Linked DNA regions of Homo sapiens: region 1 is linked to region 2. A link is a loop called in an ENCODE intact Hi-C map of the cell type or tissue named here. Cell type or tissue: CD4-positive, alpha-beta T cell. All regions are shown on one strand. Links, peaks and the distances in the headings refer to the core of each region. The heading gives the core; the rest is flanking DNA.

Region 1 (2,907 bases), core at 281-2,780, 390 kb after region 2:
ACAGCACAGCATTGTTCTCAGTGTAAAATCAGGCCAAGCCCTTTCATTACATAAATAAGGGAACTGAAGTCCAGAGAAGCTGGCAAGGCCATGCCACCAGTTAGGGACAAAAGAAGGCCTAGGCCCCCACTTCTGGTTTAGTCCTCCTCCTGCAGCACAGCTTTGCCACAAACACAAGCCTTTCTGGACCTCAGGTCCTGATCTACATCGGGGGCTGGACTAGATGTTTTTGAGCTTTCTTCCAACTTTGGCCTTCTAGTGAGGAAGTGTAGCTTAACAAGTTAGGAGCTGTGTTCTGGAGTGGGAAAGGCCTGAACTTGGATCTTAGCACTAACGATTTTCTTACCTGTAAAATGGGGATTAGCATCAACTCTACCCCGTAAAGCTGTTGTGAGCATCAAGTGGGATAATAAAGCACTAAGCATAATAGCAGAATTCTAACCGTGTGAACCTGAAGAAACTGCAAAAGCTCTGAAACCACGTTTCCCCAACACAGTAAGCCCTACCTGCTAGGCAGGTATGTTGTGTATTGTTGACAAAATAAGAGAGCATATGTGAAGGCAGTCCGGGAGGAAAGTCAATACAAAAGGCAAAGCATTTGTTGGTGTTCCACTATTATTATTACTATTTCCCAGTGGAAGAACTTTGGAAAATGTTATGATCAGTTCCAAAGCAGCAGCTAATACAATGCCTGGCAAATAAGAAGTGCTCAACAAATATTTTCTAGTGACTCACATGAAACCAGCATAGCATGCCTAATAGGGTTATAAATTCAAATGTCTTGGGCAGCCAAGCAGGTAAGTAAATAAAACAAGCAGCCTCCATGTAGGGTCTGTAACACTGCAAAGTACCACCTTGCCTAGAGGAGTTTAAATCCAACATTTTTAAAAACACATCATGCAGCTTGGCCAAGACAGCCACTTTGCAGCCTCCAGCCCATACTGATTCTGGCTCTTCATTACACCTCATGATGCCTTGCATACCATCTAGTCATTTTATGTGATCCAGTCTTGTCTTTCCAAGTATACCTGAAGCATCCTGAAGATGAAGGCTATGACATACACCGCCCAATCACCAAAAATGGCTTACAACAGTGCTGGTCACGTGGTAGATACTCAGTGAGCAATTGCTGAACTGGGGCTGTAGGCCGGGCGCCGTGGCTCACGCCTGTAATCTCAGAACTTTGGGAGGCTGAGGTGGGCGGGTCACTTGAGATCAGGAGTTCAATACCAGCCTGGCCAACATGGTGAAACCCCGTCTCTACTAAAAATACAAAAATCAGCCGGGCACGGTGGCAGGCACCTGTAATCCCAGCCACTCAGGAGGCTGAGGCACAAGAATCGCTTGAACGTGGGAGGTGGAGGTTGCAGTTAGCCGAGATGGCACCATTGCACTCCAGCCTGGGCGACAAGAGTAAAACTCCATCTCAAAAAAAAAATAGAAAAGCCAGGCTATAAACTCAAGCCTAGTATTCTCAGCACCTCTGAGATGCTGCATGGTATGTGTTTTTTTCTATCCAGGTCCTGGGACCAGACTTAGTCCAGGCTGGGCCGAGGTATGGTGACCAGGTCAAAGGACTTGCCTTGCAGGGTTTTCTTCAACTGCATCAAATATGCTTCTTGCTGAGCCACCTTGGCAGGTGGTACTGCTACATCTGGACACATTATCTGAGCACAGAACAAGCTAGAATATGCTGTACACTGAAGTTTTTAAAGAAGTTTGGTCCTGACTTCCTGTACCCTCAAACTTCCTTTGCACCTCCTAGAGTCCACATCAGATATATAGAAAGACCAGACTGAAGATGAACAGATAGAGGTCCTAATCTCACCTCCTCCACTTACAAACTCTAGAATTATCCCCGGCAGGCAACCTCTTTTAGAAGCTTCACTATCGATATCAGTAAAGTGCAGATAACAACAGTTATCTCAAAAGACTCTAGAGGGTATACAAAGTGTGTGACACTGTACAGCCCAATACCACAATCCCTGGCCATAGGTGGTTACTAAGCACTTGAAAAGTGGCACAGGCTGCCCTCTGTGTAAAATACAAACCAGGTTTCAAAAACTTAGTACAAAAAACAAGAACGTAAAATATCCCATTAATAATGTTTTAATATTGATTATGTTATAATAATATAATTTTGGAATATATTGTGTTAAATATATTACTAAAATAATTTCAGCTGTTCCATTTTTTAATGTGGCTACTAGAAAATTTAAAATTATATCTATGGCTCACATTACATTTCTATTAGACAGCAGCATCACTCTAGCATAGAGCCTGGCACACAAAAAGCATTCCAAATGTCAGTTTCATTCCCCTGCAGGTAGGACATCAGTGACCACGATTCACATCCCCTTCCTCTTGCCAAATTCAAACCCTGCATCTATTTATTTGGTAAATATTTATATTGCCTGGCCCTGTGTGAGATGCTAGAGATACTACATGAAGCAAAACCGACACTATCTTCTTCGTGGACCTTACAATCTGGTGGGATGGACAGAGAAATATCAATACTTTTGTAAATAAATGTAAAATTGCAGTTGTGCAAGTGTTGTTAAGGACAAGTACCCAGGGTGATAAACGTGGGGTACTGGTCGAAAAGTCAGGGACAGGGATGCCTCCCCTGCAGAAGTGATGCTTAAGCGGAGATCTGAAGGATGAAGAAGAGTTTACAAGACTAAGCCAGGGGAGGAAGAGCAGACCAGGGAGGAGGAATACTAAATAAAAGGCCCCAAGGAAGGCAGGAGCTTGGGATGTAGAAGGAACAGAAAGAGGCCAGTGTGTGGAGAGCACTGAGCAAGCGGACGGACGAGTAGACAGACTTGGGAGAGGTCAGCGGGACCGGATCTCCAGGGCCTGGGTGAGGTTCTGGATCTGACCCTACAAAGGGGTGGGACGCCGGGC
Region 2 (2,907 bases), core at 317-2,816:
GGACCAAGGTAGGCGTGGTCCCGCGGCTCCGGGGCTGGGGTTCCCGGCAGTGGTGGTGGTGGGGTGGCCAGGGCTGGGGGCTCGGCCCGGCGCTCACGTCTCAGGCTCCCTCTCCCTCCAGGATACAGTTTGTTCCTCGTGGCGGCGCATGAGTTCGGCCACGCGCTGGGCTTAGATCATTCCTCAGTGCCGGAGGCGCTCATGTACCCTATGTACCGCTTCACTGAGGGGCCCCCCTTGCATAAGGACGACGTGAATGGCATCCGGCACCTCTATGGTGAGGCAGGGGCAGGGATGGGAGGAGGAGGGGAAAGGGCGTGGCTGTGCCACAGTACCAAAGAATTGGGGGTTGGGGATCGGGGGAGGAACGGGGCGTGCAGGAGAGGTGGGACCTCAACGTCTGTCTGGAAGCAGAGCCTGGGCCCAGTCGCTGCCATGTCAGTGCTTAGAGGTGGTGATAAAGAGACTCTAGAGAGAGATAGGTGTGACTTCAAAAGCCAGTCTACTCTGGGCATGGTGGCTCACGCCTCTAATCCCAGGGCTTTGGGAGACCCAAGGCGGGAGGATTGCTTAAGCCCAGGAGTTCCAGACCAGCCTCGGCAACATAGCCAGACTCCCATCTCTACAAAAAATAAATGAGCAAGGCGTGAAGGCACATGTCTGTAGTCCTAGCTACTCTGGAGGCTGAGGTGGGAGGATCTCTTGAGCCCAGGAGTTCGAGGCTGTAGTGAGCTATGATTGCACCACTGCATTCCATCCTGGGCCATAGAGGATGTCGCTTAAAACGAAAAAGAAGAAGAAGAAAGTCCTGTGGTTTGGGAAGGGAGGCTGAGTGAGGAGGGGCCTGTGTGCCAGAGGAGGCTTCACTGAGAAGCTTAGGGGAGCAGATGTTCTAGGGGTACAGAGGTATGCAGGAATAGGAAGAGTCTCACCCCGTGTCTCTTTTTAGGTCCTCGCCCTGAACCTGAGCCACGGCCTCCAACCACCACCACACCGCAGCCCACGGCTCCCCCGACGGTCTGCCCCACCGGACCCCCCACTGTCCACCCCTCAGAGCGCCCCACAGCTGGCCCCACAGGTCCCCCCTCAGCTGGCCCCACAGGTCCCCCCACTGCTGGCCCTTCTACGGCCACTACTGTGCCTTTGAGTCCGGTGGACGATGCCTGCAACGTGAACATCTTCGACGCCATCGCGGAGATTGGGAACCAGCTGTATTTGTTCAAGGATGGGTGAGGAGGCGGGGTTGTGTGGATGCGGGAGGGGGCTTTGCGGAGGGGCTGCCCGTCCCTTCCCGCCCACTGGCCCTGTGTCCAAGGCTTAGAGCCCGTCCTTTCCCTCCTCGCTTTCTCAGGAAGTACTGGCGATTCTCTGAGGGCAGGGGGAGCCGGCCGCAGGGCCCCTTCCTTATCGCCGACAAGTGGCCCGCGCTGCCCCGCAAGCTGGACTCGGTCTTTGAGGAGCGGCTCTCCAAGAAGCTTTTCTTCTTCTCTGGTTAGTTACCTACTTTCCCTCCCCCGCCCGGTCAATCCCCATCAGTCAAGGAGGCTCAAGAGACCATCGATAACCCACGAAACGTCTTGTGCGTTTTAGAAAAATACGCCCCCTGGCGGACGCAGTTTAGCAAACGTAGGGGCGGCTGAGTTTCTGCCCCCTCCTCTCCACGCCCTCGCGTCGCTCTACCCAGCGCCTCTGCCCCTGGGTTGCAGGGACTGCGGGCACGCGGGCTAGGAAAGGCCTCGCCGGAATCTCCCTCCTCGCGTTCTAGGAGTACGTGCTCCCTCTGCGCCCCCAAACCGACGTGACCCTCCTCCCCTGCAGGGCGCCAGGTGTGGGTGTACACAGGCGCGTCGGTGCTGGGCCCGAGGCGTCTGGACAAGCTGGGCCTGGGAGCCGACGTGGCCCAGGTGACCGGGGCCCTCCGGAGTGGCAGGGGGAAGATGCTGCTGTTCAGCGGGCGGCGCCTCTGGAGGTGAGCGCCGCCGCGGCCGCCGGCAGGGGGAGCCCGGGCGCCGTCGGTCCGTCCGCTAGCCGGCTCAGCACCTGTCTCCTCCGCGCCTGCCCGCAGGTTCGACGTGAAGGCGCAGATGGTGGATCCCCGGAGCGCCAGCGAGGTGGACCGGATGTTCCCCGGGGTGCCTTTGGACACGCACGACGTCTTCCAGTACCGAGGTGAGGGCTGAGGAGGATCCCTTCGTGAGACACCACACTAAGCTCCTCTTAGTGAGTGGTCAAATTCTGAGCGAGGAAGAAAAAGCCCTTGGAAATGGAAACAAATGCCCCAGCACAGACAAGATCCCAGCAGAGGCAGAGGCCTTCTCCAGGTCATTTAGGAAGTCAGGGATGCAACCAAGACCAGGACCCAGATTTCCTGCCTCCCCGGCTGGAAGCTCTTTCTCCTTCAGTACAGGACGGCAGGTGGTTTGTATGGAAGCTCAGTTATTAGACAACAGTCATCAAGTGCCGATAATGTGCCAGGCACTGTGCTACAGGGAGAGATAAGACAATTCACAGCTCTGTGACTTTGGGCAAGTCACTGCTTCTCTACTCTTCGAGCCTCAGTTTCCCCATCTGTAATATGGGGACTATAGCTGGAATTACACTTGACTTCCCTTTCTTACCAGTCACATCCAAACAGTTGACAAGGTGAACAAGATTTCCTGCCACCAAAATCTTTTTCGAGTCTGTCATTTTTTTTGCCATCTTCTTTATAAACACCCCAGCCCAAACCATACTGGCTGTCCAGGACCTTTAACAAATTCCATGAGATTAGAGAGGGGGTAGGAGTGAAGGGCAATGGTCTTGGGAGTGACCCCAGATGAATTCCAAGGTCAAAGAAATTAAGAGGATCTGACACTCCACCCCCGTGTTCTCATCTCTTCCCACTCCTCCTGTTATTTACTCTGCTCC

The links. Peaks named below come from ENCODE experiments on the same cell type or tissue, not always from the same donor. Only the 100,000 strongest peaks of a DNase experiment are listed, where the experiment ranks them.
Region 1: it touches region 2 in a loop (3-fold over the local background); 26 of 110 quality-filtered maps call a loop at or near these places.

The regions. Positions count from the first base shown.
Region 1 is chr20:46,402,657-46,405,563 of GRCh38, forward strand. The region is part of intron 1 of ELMO2 (engulfment and cell motility 2); the gene reads right to left. Among named protein-coding and RNA genes, the nearest start is that of ELMO2, 2.5 kb to the right of the region's middle. In CD4-positive, alpha-beta T cell, for the core only: a CTCF peak has its summit at 1,837; no DNase peak of the experiment used is centred there; H3K4me3 peaks cover 451 bases; H3K27ac peaks cover 1,424 bases.
Region 2 is chr20:46,012,306-46,015,212 of GRCh38, forward strand. MMP9 (matrix metallopeptidase 9) reads left to right here. Exons shown (of 13, transcript NM_004994.3): 7 at 1-8; 8 at 122-277; 9 at 950-1,229; 10 at 1,352-1,491; 11 at 1,819-1,969; 12 at 2,066-2,169. SLC12A5-AS1 (SLC12A5 and MMP9 antisense RNA 1) reads right to left here. Exons shown (of 3, transcript NR_147699.1): 3 at 1,197-2,483. Among named protein-coding and RNA genes, the nearest start is that of MMP9, 4.9 kb to the left of the region's middle. RefSeq lists an enhancer at 39-549 and a silencer at 1,916-2,135. In CD4-positive, alpha-beta T cell, for the core only: CTCF peaks have their summits at 1,791 and 2,015 (motif pointing right); DNase peaks (open chromatin) are centred at 1,186, 1,666 and 2,006; H3K4me3 peaks cover 633 bases; H3K27me3 peaks cover 1,224 bases.